Linked DNA regions of Homo sapiens: region 1 is linked to region 2. A link is an interaction called in ENCODE POLR2A ChIA-PET data of the cell type or tissue named here. Cell type or tissue: PC-9. All regions are shown on one strand.

Region 1 (8,000 bases), 140 kb before region 2:
TGGCTGGCACCGTGCCATGTAAGTCAAGTGGCAGAAAGTGGGCCCCCAGCAGGTCAGCAGAGCGTGGCCAAGGGCCCCTGAGCCTCAGTCCTCCCTGTGGCCTGGGGCTAATCCCAGCTGGCTATTGAGGACTTACCCACCCCCAGGACTCATGTCCGAGCCCCGTAAGCTCAGGGGTTAGAGTGTTCTAAGGAGGCTGACCCCCATTCCACCTCTGGGGGCTGTGGACAAGGAGGGGAAGATGGCCTGTGGGTCCACACAAGCGGGGTGTATCTTAATTAGTGATGCCAACTGTGCCTCCTTGCTTGCAGGATGTGGGTGGCCCTCTGACCTTTTGGACCTTTAAAGTGAGCCATAAAGAAAACCATTGGGAGGTTCTGGCATATTAAAACCCCCTCTACTATAAAATTTACATCAGATTTTGCACTGAAAAAATCCTCATAGGTGGTCACAGTCCCCATTCTTTGGAGAACACTTGTTTGCCAGCTCAAGGGCTCTGTGTTGGAATCCGCCCCTTGGCTCTCCAGGTCAGAAGGATGCATCAAAGGAGATGTCACTGGGGTGCCTGTGTCTTCTCGCCTTTCGAGTGCCTGCCCTGAAGCAGCTTGCTTTCCTTTGCCCCTGAGTGTGCAGCACAGCCCAGCGTAGCTCGGTTGCTGGCTGGGGCAGCAGCTGACCTGCAGAGCCGTTACGTGCATGCCCGCTGCCATCCGAGGGTAGCAGCCGGGCTGGGCCATCCCACCCCTGCCCGGCATGGTGGCCCGGGCAGGATGGGGCCTGGTGTGGGAGCATCCAACTCACCTCCCAAGCTGGTGGGGATGTTGACCTTTTGGGCTTCGGAGTTCACAACCAACCATGTGCAGTGCTTCCCGCGGTCCCTCCCTGAAGAAGAGTGTCTTTCCATGTCAGCGTGCCAGCTTCAGCACACGCGGGCTGCGTTCTGACGAAGTTCTGTTTTCAGAATTCTTCTGGTTAAGCGGAGGCCAGAGCTGAGGCACGTGGGAGCTGCGGAGGGCCTCTTCTCTTGTTTCACGTATCCTTCTCCTGGTTCCTCGGTGCTCTCGTGGGTGTGGGGTGAAGGGTCTGATTGGTGGATGTGCTCTCTCCTGCTCGTCACACTGCCAATGTGCCTGCAGTGGACAAGAGTGATTTGCAGTGATGTCCTGTGTTCCATGGCTCTGGGGTGTTGAGTGAGCATCGGTTGAGATCCCAGCTTCACTGTCATGACCCCATCACCTCAGTGAGTCCTTTGTCATCTGCTGAGTGAGTGTCTCTCCCGCAGAGACTCAGCTTTCCTCTTCCTCCTCCCCCGCTGGCTCTGAGGACACACAGCCCTCTCTGCTGGCAGGTCTTGGGAGGAATGAGGAGTAGGGTATGTCCCCTGCCCGGGGCCTGCTGCTGACCGGGCCTTGGATGCACCTGCAGGACTTTCTGAAGCTCCTGCACCTGCTCAGGGTGTCTCTGCAGCAGGTCGTGGTGTGGTGGACGTCTCCCCGAAGGACCTTAGTACAGTTTGAGAACAAGCTCTCGTCTGCCTTTGTCCTTGCAGGGACTGTGTCATAGTTTACAGAGATTAGACTCTTGAAAGCTCAGAAGCACCGTGATGCTTCCCACGGACACTGTCAGCCCCCAGGGCATGCTGCGCTTGTTAGGGACCTGAAGGGCCAGCGTCCCTACCCGGTATGCAGAGCCCGGCTCGTGATGGTGGCTCAGCTGCTATGGCATGTCCAGATTGCGCCTTGGCCACAGTGTGATTCGTATCGAGGCCGAGCCGAGGCCCCTGGCCCTGAGGATGACTCGAGCGGTCTGATGGACACTGTGCCACGGCTTTGCCGTCTGTCATGCTTCCCAGTGTGCTGGGAGAGGGAGCTGCCCTGAGACTGTGGCTGTGCGTAAATCCAGGCTGCCCCGCTTTCCCTCCCCTTGGTTCTTTCTGTCCCGTCTTCACTGCTTCTGATTTGCATGAGCAGGGACCCTGAAGGACTGTGTGCATTTTGCCCACTGCCTTGGTCAGAGGGCTACCGGGTGTGGCTGCAGTGTCTCAAGGGAGGCTGCGTGGCTGGGTGCTCAGGTCCAGGCTCGGGGCTCCAGGCATGTGGCGGCTCCTGGTAGCAAAGTGAGGGGTAGTGCCGCTCTGGAGGGCAGTGAAGGACAGGGAGATGGGAGAGGTCAGGGCTGGGGCTGCGGCCGCATGGTGCCCCTGTGGGCACAGCTCCTCCACAGGTGGAGGGTGGGAAAGGCACTCTAAGGGGATTTTTGGGGGTGGCTTCCAATATATATATATATCTTTTGAGACAGAGTCCTGCTTTGTTGCCCAGGCTGGAGTGTACTGGTACAATCACCACTCACTACAGTACAATCACCACTCACTGCAACCTTGATCTCCCAGCTTAAGCAGTTCTCTTGCCTCAGCTGCCTGATTAGCTGGAACCAAAGACGCATGCCACCATGGCTGGCTAATTTTTTGTATATTTTGTAGAGATGAGGTTTCGCCATGTTGTCCATGGCTGGTCTCAAACTCCTGGGCTCAAACAGTCTGCCCACCTCGGCTTACCAAAGTGCTGGGATTACAAGCGTGAGGTACTGTACCTGGCTGGCTTCGAGGGAGGTATTGAGCAGGGAGGTATTTCTGGTAGCTCCCCATCAGATAGGATCTCGCTAGGTACTGTGGCCTCAGGGAATTGTTTGGCTTGTTTTCCTAGAAAGTGCCGGAGGAGGAAGTATTCAGGCACTGTTTGATCCAGCTCCTCCACAGTGTCATCTGGGGCTTGTTTCTTTGCCCTACCTGGGGAGAGTCAGCTTCATGGGATACACAGGCCCTGCCCGCTGCTCCCAGGGTTATATACACTGGCTGGTTCACACCCATCAGGAAGGACAGCATCTTTGTCTTAGCAAGTCTTGGATTCACTCTCCTTCGGTCTGGCTCCAGCCACGTATTGAACTCTGAACCAGTCACTGTGACCGGGGTGCAGAGCGCACCGAGTGGCTCAGCCTGGGTGCTGGACATGCCTCTTCCAGAAGCCGGCTGGGGAACTGGCCTCCCTGGTATGGAATTCACTGATGTCAGGAAGGAAGGGGGAAGGGGACAGATGCTGAGGAGGAAAGCCGCCAGTAGCGTCCTCAGTGAATTTAGCTCCTCGTGCCTCATGAATCCCAGCAGCAGTTCCAGAATAGTCTTGGTGTGGGCTCAGTGTGCATGGGTGCCACACTGAACGCTCTGCGGACCTCGCCTCAGAATCCCTTAGCGGGCCTCTAGGAGGGCAGGGTGGGCCCCATCCTGTGTCCGGAGTTGGTTCCTTCCAGTGGGTTCTTGGTCCCACTGACTTCAAGAATGAAGCTGCAGACCTTTGCGGTGAGTGTTATAGCTCTTAAAGATGGTGTGTCCGGAGTTTGTTCCTTCAGATGTGTCCGGGGTTTCTTCTGTCCAGCAGGTTCGTGGTCTTGCTGACTTCAAGAATGAAGCTGCGGACCTTCGCGGCAAGTGTTACAACTCTTAAAGGTAGTGCGGACCCAAAGAGTGAACAGCAGCAAGATTTATTGTGGAGATCGAAAGAACAAAGCTTCCACAGCATGGAAGGGGACCCAAATGGGTTGCCGCTGCTGGCTGGGGTGGCCAGCTATTATTCCGTTATTTGTCCCCACCCACGTCCTACTGATTGGTCCATTTTACAGAGTGCTGATTGGTGCATTTACAATCCTTTAGCTAGACACAGAGTGCTGATTGGTGCATTTTTACAGAGTGCTGATTGGTGCATTTACAATCCTCTAGCTAGACAGAAAAATTCTCCAAGTCCCCACCCGACCCAGAAGTCCAGCTGGCTTCACCTCTCAATCCCAGAGGCAGAATGCGGGCTCCCAGGGCCTGTGGGAGAAGCCCTCGGCAGGGTTCTCTGGCAGTGGAGACTAACACACAGTGGCCTCCCTGTGTCTCTGCTGCTTCCTGGGAAAACCCGGGGCCCTGGAAGTCAGAGCCCAAGTGTGCCAAAATGGCCAGTGGGAAAGGTGGATAGAAGTAATGGCAGCTCAGCAGGGAGATCCCTCCACACACTCCCTCCGCTGATGACTGGCTGGATGCAGAGAAGCCTGGGGCCCTTAGAGTGGGGAGTGGGGGCCAGGAAGGGAGGAGCCTGTGTGGCAGAGTCCCTGCGGCTGCAGCCCAGTGACCCCAAGGGGCGGGGTGGGGGCTCCAACCCACAGGATGGTGGAGGACGGATCAGGGCCATGGCTGCCAAAGGGGGGCCCAGAGGGTGGTCCTTCCAGCCGTGCGGTCCAGCTGCCCTCTGGGGCCAGGCACCCAGGTCACCCAGAGGACCAAGGCTCTGCTGGTCATCTGAGGATGCTCCAGAGAAGGGTTGAGCCATGTTGGCTCATCTGTCCCATGCAGAGGTGGGCAGGTGCCTGAGAAGGCCGATGCAAACGTGGCCCGGGCCCAGATAGTCCTGGAAGCCGCACTGACCGCATCTGCCTCCCTGCGGGCAAGTGGTGTGTTAGAAGGAATGTGCTTTGGGATTAGGTGGATGAGCTTCAAAGTCCAGGCTTGCGGCCCTCCAGCGAGCGGAGAGCCACAGTGGTCAGTTTGCCACCTCCCTCATCCGGGTCCACCCATCTGCAAAGCAGACTTCAGGGTTTCCTCCTTGAAGAACTGTTGTCAGGATAAGTAACACAGGAGGTCAATGGCCCAGCCTTTCCCCAACCCCAGGTGCTATGAGGTGAATGAACTCGCTGCCTCCCTCGGCTTCAGGGAGGACCTGCCCAGCCGCGTCCTGCCATGTTTCTGCAGTGGGTGTCTTCTGTGTGCTGGGCCCCATGTTATGACGTGTGGTCCGTTAGTCCCTGCACACCTGTGGCGTGGATACCCGTCCTCCCGTCTGATACCTGTGGCCACTGCGGCCCCAAGCGAGAGCGGTGGGGTGGGGGTGTGGATCTGAGCTGGCTGCTGCTCCTGAGCCCACGCCTTCCACTCCCCTTAGTGCCCATTGCAATGCGTGGTGGAACCATGAGCCCCAGGCAGGAGGCGCGGCTCCTCCAGGGGCGCACTCTTGTTGGAAAGTAGAGTGAGGAGGAGCTCGGCTTTTTAGGCTTTTTAGGGCCCAGGTGCATCTTGGTGGAGCCACGTTCCAGCTGCTCTGGTGCCATTGACCCAACCGCTCTAAGCCTCGGTTTTCTTCTCCACACGATCAGAATTGCAGTATCCCTGCCCTGGCTGAATTGTTTTGGGTATAAAGCGTATTGTCCCTGTCAGCTGGGGCACAAGGCTGGCACAGATGCTGCCTGAAGACAGGCTGGAGCTTTCTCTGGTCACAGAGTGCTGTGCCTCGTCCTGTCTCTAGGCTGGAGGGAGAGGCAGAGAACCTCAAACCTGCACACCTCTAAGAGGAGGTTTCTTCCAGGCGAAGGTGGGGGGTTTTGTAAAGTAAGGGGTGGGAGGCTCTCCTGGGCATTGCGTTGGTGGCGGCCGGCCCTGTGGTCCTGGCCAGGCACGCAGCGGCGGGACTGAGGCTGGAAGTGGCCTCCTGGCCTGGGTGCACCGGGGGATCTTCTGGCCACTCTCCAGCCCCTGCTGCAGCCATTCTGGTGCTTGTGGGCCCGCGGCTGCTTCAGTGGGTGACCCCATCCAGGCCACTTGTGAGCAGTCCCCTCTTCTCTGTCTTTAGCTCCCACTGAAGTTCTAGGACTGCAGCCCTAGTGAGTGTTCTTCCTCCTCAACACACATGTACGTGCGTGTGCACGTGCCACACACAGCAAGCATTCCCACCCACACACTCGTGCTCCCCGGACACGCACACACCCTCATACAGATAGACGCACGGACAGACATCTGCACACACGTGCTCACGCACTGGAGTCGTGTGCAGTCTGGCTCCTCTGGCGTGATTCCTGGTGAACCCAGAACAGCCACTCACCTCTGATCGCTGCCACCTAATGAGGAAGGGTGGAGTTTCTCTAAAATGGGTACATCTGATGGTGGTGAGGGTGGCGAAATCCTCTCTCATGCACAGTTCTCACCCAGCTTCTCTTCTCTCCAGGGAGACCACTGTGTTTTCACTGTTAGAACTGGGCTGTCTCTGGACAAGGGCCAGCCTTGTTACGAGCAGAAGTTCTCGGTACTGTGTCTGGGATGTGGCTCTTGCTCCTCTAGGTCGTGACTACGTTGTTTATGAAAGTCAAGCTCTTACACCTAAAGCCGGTGCTCATGGGATTTCCTTACAGTGCATTACATTGTTAAATTTCAGGCCCAGACGTGGTCTGGCGGCTTGTCTGGAACACACAGTGGTGCTCCAAGCATGCCTCTGCATGGACGCCTTACCCACCAACATCCGTGGGCTCCAGAGGCCTCGCACCCTCCCCTGGCCGGCCACCCCGGGATGCCCCCAGGACCTGCACCCTCAGCTGACGCTCCTCTTGGGAAGGTGGTTTTGAACCTCTGTCATGTGGTTCCTCCCGTGGTTGGGACACACTCATCTGCCTCTGGTGTGACCCATCTCTCTTTGGTCTTTCCTCGTCCCTCCAGTGCCACCCATTTTCGTACAGAAACTGAGGATGCCTCTAATTCCGTTTGAGCATTTGAGTCTCAGTGTCTGTGACCTTGACTCCCCCTGTGCGGCCGCCCCAGCCCCAGCAGCACAGTCAGGACTGGGACCTGACAGTGGCTCTGAACCTCCGAGACACAGGCCCCAGCCTCTCTTCCCTGTGCTCCGACTCTCAGCCTTCCTTCTCTGCCCTGGTCCTGGCATCCTGTGGCTCATCATTGTCTAGAGTAAAACGCAGGCCCCTCTGCCTTGCCTGCCGGGTCTTCCAGGGTTTGGCCCAGCCTCCCCGACCCAGATTCCTTCTCCCTCATCCTTGGGTCTGGCCACATTGTTTAGCCCTTGTTTAGGGCACACCTGAGCTTTCCTGTCCCTGGGCCTCTGTTTACCTTGCCTCCGGGGCTTGTTTGGGGCTCCCAGAGCAGAGCTGTAGGAGACTGTCTTGGACCGCTTTCCGGGGCCCAGTGGCCTCTTTTTGATTCTGTACCGGCAGGAAGGGTCATCACAGCCTCCGTGGCTTCCTCGGCACTCACCGTGGCTTGCCTGGCCTCCTGTCCCCTTTGTGAGTTGTAGTGAGTAATGGACGAGGCTGCAGTCAGGCTCCCTGTGTCCTGTTGTATCACATGGTCCTTCTGGGGCTCCTGGGGTGGCGTCTGTAGAATCAGGGACAGGCGTGTGCGTGTTCCTTATCACAGGCCGGCTTTGCCCACTGGTAGGCTGTGCTGTGCACGTGAAGCTGCAAGGGCTCCTGGCACAGGCAGGCAGGGGGCTTGAGGCTGAGACTTCAGAGGGAACAGGGGCCCCTGTGGCCACTCATTTCCATGCTCTAGCTCTGCCTTCCCGCTCTGGCCACCAACAGGGAGCCGGGTGGAGGCAGAGCTTCCCCGCTGCTGAGCTGGGCAGAGTCGTGGGCCAGGAGCCTCCTTTTCTTCAGTCCTCGGAGGTGACCCGGAGGCCCCCGGAACCTCCTGACACTGCCAGCCAGTGCTTCCTCCTGCTGAGAGCAGCCAGCCCGCTGTGTGCCCCCATGTACTGAGCTCCAAGAGTGTCGCCTCTGGCTAAGGGAAGCTGAGGGCAAGGCTTCTTCCTGAGGCTTGGAGGAGACCTTTCAGCTGAGGTGCTGGGGATGCTGGGGAGAGGGCCTCCACGCAAAGCAGTCAGGGGCTATGGGCCTCCGATTGTGCCAGTCCTGTGGAGGCGGCCGGGAAGCAAGGTGCCCTTCTCAGGAGAGAGAGCCAAGATGGAAGGGAAGGGATGGGAAGGGCTCTTCCATGGAAGCCTTGTCCCTGTCCCTGTGCACAAAATGTCCGCAGTTCTGTTCTCCTGTATCCTGGCTCGCTGGAGCCCTTGGGTGTGCACCTCCCCATCAGTTTCTGGGCCCGGTGGGGTGCAGAGAGGAGCCCTGAGCCCCTCCTCAGGTCCTGCCTGTGTCTCATCTTCCTGGTGCTTGGTCCGAGGGCTGATGTATTTGGA
Region 2 (8,000 bases):
AAACCGTCCTTTCTGTCGAGGTCCCAGGGAGGAAGTGCCTCTTCTGGCCCCTTCTCCTTGGAGAGGCCAAGACGTTCCTCTAAAGGAGGCCCGATGCCTGTGTCACCACTGCCAGTGCACGCTGAACCCATAGCAGCTTCTGGATACTTCAGGAGAATGGCCTGCTGTGTGAACCAGTGCTTGATTTTGTACCCACTGTGTCTGCCCCAAGACAAGCTGCTGGAGGCTCCAGCCAGTGGCAGCCCCAGTGGCAGGAAGGCACGTGGAGCTGACTGCCTGGAGCTGGGCCGTGCGGGGCCCTGGACTATCTGAATCTCATGTCACATTTTCACAGCCTTCAATTCCTTGTTCTTCCCCACTGGTTCTGGCCAGGTGGCCCCGGGATCTCTGGGGAGCCACCTGCAGGGTTAGAGACCGGGTACTGAAGACACAGTGATGTTATCACCTGGACCTCTCCTCTCGGACCCCTGGGGGCCGACTCTGTGTCTTCATCAGCTGGGTTCTCAGCACCTAAGGTGATGTCTGGACCACACGTGTCTCCTGATAGTGCTTGTCAGAGTCATGGAATAAAAGCAGGGTGCTTTGTTTAACCAGAGGACATCCACGCATCCTCATAGGAGATGTGGAGCGGGGTATTCCCTGCAATTCCGATGGGAGAGGCCGCGGTGGCCATCACGGAGGATGCTGCGCTGGGCCTCCTTCCAGAGGCGGGAGGGCTGTGCACGGCCTCCTTCCAGAGGCGGGAGGCCCGGAAGCAGAGCTTCCCCTTGGATGACGCGTCACAGCAGGAAGGAGCACAGCTGTCGCGGGGTGAGAGACGGCAGAACCAGTGTGGAGCAGCCAGCTGACACATTAAACGAGTCTTCACTGCTTATGTATATTTTGTGCACATTCTTTCCTGACACAAGAGTTTTGAGTGCAGTGTGTGTCACTTAATATTCAGCTCCTTGTTTTTTTTTTTTCTTTAATAGCTCAGCTAAAGGAATGAATAAATATTTTAGAAGATTAGAGCCCCTCCCAGGATGGCGTGGTATTTGGATAGTGAGATTTCGGGTAGAGTAAAGGATGCTGCTGAAATACATGTTGTTGTAGAATATGGAGAACTTGAATTTTGAACCATTGACACAAATTCTGAACATTTTGGATTTTTTTTTTCCTGAGAAAGTCACAAAGTAATGATTCAAAGGAGGTTTAGACGTACTGTTTGCTCTTCAAAATGGTGATTGGCTCTCTTAAAATCAGCAGGTTCCATCAAATCTGCATTTTGGATTTCCGGCTTGCTTCTCCCCACTCAAGTCTCTCTGTCTTCCCTACCTGGGTGAGTGTGGCACACCCACGCCAAGTCCATCGCAGAGTCCTGATGGATCCCTTTCCCCATCTCTCCCAGCTCTCTCTCCGCCTCCCCCGCCTTCCGCAGCCCCTCCCCGCCCTGGGCGACACTCCGCATGGTGGCTGAAGTCGGAATGGAAGGTCCTTACCATGGCCTTCGGACCTGCAGCCGTGTCTCCTCTGTCTGCCCCGTGGGAACCCCCAGGCTTGTTCCCCTCCCAGGCCTTGCCCTTGCTGTTCCCTCCACCTCGTGTGTACCTCGTTGGGATCGTTGATCCCACATGTCCTTCAGGTGTCGGCTCAAATGCCACCACCTCACAGGGCCCTCTCAGGTCACTTTGTCTAAAAGAACAGTCCCTGCCGTGTTCCGCCTGCGTGATTGTTATTCCAGCACGTGATCCCACACGGTCTTCTAATTTACGTGTCATCACCTCTTCAGCAGTGGAAGTTTGGGGTGCAGGGACTTACAACACTGTGTCCCCAAAATTGTGGCCATCACTTAATCGCTAGTTCAGGAAAACTTGAATGAATGAGCCAGTGATGGGATGTTGACCTTGAGGCTTGAATGAGTCCGTGTGGAGAGGCAGAACAGCAGAGTGGGGGTCAGTTTGCTTTTGAAAGTTGGTCCCAACCTTGATCAGGATGGTCTTTATCATCTCCCTGGCTTCTTTAAAATGGGGACAATAACAGTATCTGTGCCAGTTATTTCTCTGGTGAGAACCATGAGTACTACTTCTGTGAATGAAACCCAGAGATAAGTGCCTGACCATCGTCAGCTCCTGCTAGGAGTTACTTAGCTGTTATTGTTTCTCATTTAGAATGTAAGCAGGATGTTATGTTTAGTTCTAGCAAGATATGGCAACAATAGTTTAGAAAATGAAATACATTTTCAGTGAATTGAGGCAAATATTGTCCTAAAAAGCGCTAGAGGTGGCCGGGCTCTGCAGCTCATGCCTGTAATCCCAGCACTTTGGGAGGTTGAGGCTGCGGATCATGAGGTCAGGAGATTGACACCATCCTGGCTAACACGGTGAAACCCCATCCCTACTAAAAATACAAAAAAATTAGCCAGGCGTGGTGGCCGGCGCCTGTAGTCCCAGCTATTCGGGAGGCTGAGGCAGGAGAATTGCTTGAACCCGGGAGGCGGAGGTTGCAGTGAGCCGAGATCACGCCACTGCACTTCAGCCTGGGTGACAGAGCGAGACTCCATCTCAAAAAAAAAAAAAAGTGCAAGAGGAGTAAGTCTTTCAACCCAAGGGGCGTGTTGGCTGAAGCACCTTGGAGCAGACTTTTGCTGGGTGAAGCCACCGGCCTGTCACTTGGGTAGCTGCTGGCAGGGTCAGCCTGACTCGCACAGAACATCACCGAGTGTTATGGGCGCTGGGGGAGCCCCAGCCTCACTCTCTCCCCATCTCACTGGCCACTGACCACAGATTGGTCACTTCCGAAATGCTGCCTTAAACTTGGCATCAAAGGATCCTTTTTCTGCACAGAGAATGAGCGGTGCTTTCAGGTCTGGTTTGGTGAGAGGAGGAGAGGGTGTGGTCCACTGTGGTCAGCGCCCTCCGTTCTCCACCTCGCTCCAGGGAGGGATCTCTGCTTTGATGCTCCCAGCCGCGCAGTTAATGTGCCTGCCTAGACTTTCCGCAAATGGCCACTTTGAGTTTATTGTTCTAAATTAGTGACTCATTTTTCGTGAGCTACTTATTAACATGCACCTATTTTCCAGCTTCCTGCCACCTAACCACAAGCACCTTTAGCGAGTTTGTGATGTTCAGCAGTGTGGAAAATATTCTGGGAGAATGGTTCGTCTGTATAGTGGTTTTCGTTGCTGAGTCACGTTTGGTGAGCAGCTTGTTCGGCTCAGATGCCCTGGCGTGGAGGGCACGGGCCCCGGCTGCGGCACTGAAGCAAAGGTGAAGCGGGAGGAGCAAAGGGAGTCTCTCGCCCCGCACGTACTGTGTGCCTCGTTCTTTATCTGTGTTCGTTTATTCACTCCTCATGTCAGCCTCGTCTCCACTCGACAGGGGGGATATTCCACCCCAAACCCTGCAGGACTGCCTCCCACACGGGTTCTACGTCCAGGTGGAGGGTAGATGCGGGTAGGAATTGTATAATATTTGTTAGAATTCTCGGGAGTGAAAAGGTGTTAGTTTAGAAAGTAGGATGCCTGCGGGGAAACAGAAGTGGTGGGTACAGCATGAAAAAGTGGGCCTTTTGGTTTGCCCGGCTGTGCGGGTGGCCCGGCAGCGAGGGAGCGCGGTTATCCACGAGCAGACCGCAGAGCTAGTCTCCAGCCATTGCCGATAGCTGCATCACCTTTCATCATTAACTGAAGGGAACCTATCCAGAAAACTATTTTACATTAGCTGTGGAGATGCTATTTGTGTGTTTTGCAGCGTTCCTATTTGACGTCTGTTGTGTGTGACTCCTCCCACTGGCTCTGGTGAAACTGCACACGGTGCATGCCAGGTGATCCTCCTCGCACGCTCCCAGCGCTGTACAGCACAGCTGTGCAGTGACGCACCCACATGTGCCCTCGCCACTGGGCAGTGGACATCCTCTCAGGAGCAGAGATGGTGCTGTTTTCAAAGGCAGGCGAGGACATTTTCTCCTGATTTGCTAAATCACTTATGAACGCTTCAGCTGGCCTGTGCCACTTGGTAGGTAGGGGTAGCTGAGAGCTGTCTCTCCGTGTTGTCTTACTTAGGGAGGAAGCAGCCTGGCCATGCCAGGCCCTGCAGAACCGTCTAGGAGAGGCCCTGAGACACTCCCTCCAGGAAACGCTGTTCTCCGGCCCTTAGAGCACAGAGCAGGGCCCTGCGGAGCAGGAAGAGCGGCTTGCTTTCACTCCTGCCGGCGCCGTGGCCATCACCTGCTCAGCCAGCGCCTGGCCGGCCCCCGCCCACACACCTGGCTCTATGCTCGGTGCCAGGACCTGTGGCAACAGGACAGCCCCATTCAGCCCCCGGGCAGCCCCTTTTCCACACTGATTCCTGACACTGCTCCTCGCGTCCTGTGGCCTGCAGCAACCCCGGTGCTTCTCCGGCTGCCACGCCTCCTGGGTGCATGGATGGTTTCTCCGACGGGGGAGGGGAAGGGGCGAGGTGCTGTGTTTCCACTGCCACATTTTCCCTGGGAAAATCCCCGAGTAACCTGCTGTTCCCTTTCCCCCGTGGCTCACTCCTGCCCGCGTTTGCCTCCCCACCGGGCTCTGCCTGCCTGCTGAGTCTGCGTGTCCAGCGGGCTCAGTTTGCACGTTTTGTCCCTATCACCCGACTAAGCCACAGGTGTTAGCAAGCCTGGCCTGGCACGTGAGAGCAGCTGGACACCCCCCTGCAGTCTCCTCTGCCCTGTGTCTGGGCAGGTGCTGGCACCAGGCAGACCCCATGGCGGGACTGGACGCAGGCAGCCAGTGTGGGTTGCCGGTTCTGCTGGGCCGGGGCCAGGCCTCTGCGTTGCTCACTCTCACGTTCCCAGACGCTCAGGGCCTGCTCGCTGAGCTGTGAACCAGACGTGTGTGTCTGCTTGAACACATAGGGGCTGGGGATGAACTGAAGACTGTTGGGATATTCGTGAAGGAACAAGTTAGGTAGATCACCCAGCAGATGCTCAGGAAAGACATATTGAATAGAAGGTGGGGGCAGGCTCGTCTTTATTCCTGGCATCTCTTGAAAAATTGTTATGAAAAGTTTCAAAGATATATGAAAGGAAAGAGACCAGTGCATAGAGCGAGTGCCCACAGCCACCTCCCGCCAGGAAATCCCTGAGGCTCTCCATCGTGACCACTTCATCTCTCCACACCTTTATTTTCTGGAGAATTTAAAACCGATCTCAGAGGCCACAGCACCATCCCTTAAATACTTGAATGTGTGTTTCTAACAGATCCAACCCCATTATCACACTCAGCAGAAGGAATCATGATTCCTACATATCATCTTATACCCAAACGATGTTTAATTTTTACTGGTTGTCTTAAAAACTGTCTTTTTACAGCCAGTTGTTCAAATCCAGACCAAAACATCGGGACTGGTGGGCATATCTGAAATTTCCCCTGCCCACTCTCCGCCTCACTGAGTCCTTTGTCCTGGGATTTTCTGTTTCAGGGCTTGACTGATCATAGCCAATCCAGTGTCCTTTAGCAGGTTCTGCCAAACCCGTACTTCCTGTAAGCCGGCAGCTACAGCTAGTTTTGATTCTTAGTGGAGAGACAACAGGAATACTTCTTAGGTTATCCTTGACATTTTAAGACTGCCTGATTACCCTGAAGGAAAAATATTGCTTAGGGAAAGAATCTTTTTCCATTTTCATTTTCTCTAATAAATGCACATAAACTATGTTGGACATGCCTGAGGAATTCACAGCACTTACTCATTAAAGTTTAATTTCTATTAATGGGCAGATGCAAGCACTGTTATGGAACTTTGGTAATTTTCAGTAACCTGCGCAGTGGGGAAAAGCAGAATCTAGTGGCCTGGGATGCTCGAGGCTATAAGCAGAGCTCCCAGGGAGGGCCGGTTGGGTGGGCACAAGTTTATGGAGCATCAAGCCTATGCCTAGTATCTGCCAGGCCCAGGGGTAGTGCCAGGGTGTGGGCCGCACAGTGGAGGGAGGATGGGCTGCTGGGGTCACTCAGCAAAGCAGGAGGCTGAGCTGGGAGGAGGCCAGCGCAGGTGCAGGTCCTGCTTGAGGTGGCAGATGGAGACCCCTCTGGGGGTTCAGGTCAGGGGAAGGACCTAGGGGGAATTTGAGTATTTGGCTGACCTTGTAGATCATTTTGTTTCCAAGCCATGACATTTCAGCCCACTGAACTTCCTTTTATAATTTAATTGAACAAGGGCATCAGAGTGCCAGTAAAATTCTACTACCTCTGGTCACACAGGTTAGAGGCCTGAGGGGATGGCATGATGGCCCCAAACCCAAATAGATACCCACTTCATTCCACATTGACTCACACGCCGTGTGGAGGGAAGGTTTGCATGTGAGTGTGCACCGCACCACGCCCTCCAGGAGGTGCAGGTCTTGGTGGGCCACATGGGCCCTCGCGCAGCGCTTTCTCACAGACACCTGCCAGTTTGGTGCAGGCCAAGAGGCTGTTTTCCTCATGGCCAATCCTCCCAGCAGAAGGAGTTTTCCGTCCCTCCTTATTCAGGCAAAAGACAAGTCCTTTTGCCCCAGACACGAGAACCAAGTGGTTTCTTTTGTCTTTGCTTTAAGGCTAAGCTCTTTCTTTAAACCATGGGAACTCTGCCGTTGCCCATGAAGTTCGGTTTGAAGGTATCGGGGCTTCTCTGGTCTGACGTCAGCCCTTGCTTAGGTGTTCACGCAGCTCAGTCCCTGGAGTCCCAGTGAGGCCCTGGGACAAACCCCAGTTGAAGCACATTCTATAAAATACCCAAGCAGGATTGCTTAAAGCTGTCAAGGTGGTCAAAAACAAGGAAGGTCTGAGATACTGTTGCAGCCAAGAGAGGCAGGACCCTGGATGGGCGCTAGGACAGAAAATGGGCACCAGGGAAAAACGGAGGAAATCTGAATCAAGTCCGGGCTTTTTCTGTCATGACACCTAAGCACAGCATCCTGATGGAAGGTGTTAGTTGTAGGGCATGGAGGGTGCAGAGTACAGGAATGGAAGATGTTAGTTGTAGGGCATGGAGGGTGCAGAGTATAGGATAAGTCTCTACTAGCTTTAATTTTTCTATAAACTCACAGCTGTTCTAAAACAACACCTTTGTTTGAAAAATATGAAAGGATGGGGAGATTGGCTGCAATGAAGACTGTGTCGTTACTGTTTCCCAGTAGCCCTAAGCTTCCGTTCCCGTGTCTGAAAAGCAGCTCTGTTAGCACAGTGGGGTGTGCACAGTGAGGTGTGACCTATACTACTCTTGAGTCACAGCGGTTTCATTGTTTTTGTCTATGTCAGCAACCCCCCACCAAACACACTTTAGAATGTTAATTTATCCAGCCGGGAGCGGTGGCTCACGCCTGTAATCCCAGCACTTTGGGAGGCCGAGGCAGGCGGATCACAAGGTCAGGAGATCGAGACCATCCTGGCTAACATGGTGAAACCCCGTCTCTACTAAAAATACAAAATACTAGCTGGGCTTGGTGGCGGGTGCCTGTAGTCTCACCTATTCGGGAGGCTGAGGCAGGAGAATGGCGTGAACCTGGGAGGCGGAGCTTGCAGTGAGCTGAGATCCAGCCACTGCAGTCCAGCCTGGGCAACAGAGCGAGACAATGTCTCAAAAAAAAAAAAAAAGGAATGTTAATTTATCCAATTCTCATTTTATGCTCATAACGAAATATTGAAGTGAGGTGCTAAGGTGAAATGTGGGACTGAGGTCTCCAAGTCTTCAGAATCAAGCGTGGAAAAGAGTTTAGGTGTAGCTTGTGTGGAGCTCTTGCTGCCTTCCTGTTCCCAAAAACCCCCTGGGCCTGACCACGCTGGTTTGTCACAGGAATGCAAAGTTAGTTTGACATGAGAAAAAAAAGTTTACTACGTTATCAGATGGAAGGGGAAATTATTTAATAAGCTGAATTGATGCAGAAAAGTTTAATACAGTTAAGCAAACATGTGATTTAAAAATATGTCTTGGCAAACTAGGAGTAGATGGGAACTTCCTTAATCTGATAGTTACCTGTTGGACACCTGCAGCAAGCAATACACTTTCCAG

The links. Peaks named below come from ENCODE experiments on the same cell type or tissue, not always from the same donor. Only the 100,000 strongest peaks of a DNase experiment are listed, where the experiment ranks them.
Region 1: POLR2A ChIA-PET joins it to region 2 with 6 read pairs; 3 of 35 experiments call an interaction of 5 or more read pairs at or near these places.

The regions. Positions count from the first base shown.
Region 1 is chr2:239,384,845-239,392,844 of GRCh38, reverse strand. All of the region lies in intron 1 of HDAC4 (histone deacetylase 4), which reads left to right. Among named protein-coding and RNA genes, the nearest start is that of HDAC4, 12 kb to the left of the region's middle. RefSeq lists an enhancer at 6,102-6,952. In PC-9, a CTCF peak has its summit at 2,212; no DNase peak of the experiment used is centred here.
Region 2 is chr2:239,242,741-239,250,740 of GRCh38, reverse strand. The region is part of intron 2 of HDAC4 (histone deacetylase 4); the gene reads left to right. Among named protein-coding and RNA genes, the nearest start is that of HDAC4-AS2, 53 kb to the right of the region's middle. RefSeq lists enhancers at 2,431-3,630, 6,173-6,870. In PC-9, no CTCF peak of the experiment used is centred here; DNase peaks (open chromatin) are centred at 3,040, 3,790 and 4,120; H3K4me3 peaks cover 2,815 bases; H3K27ac peaks cover 4,224 bases.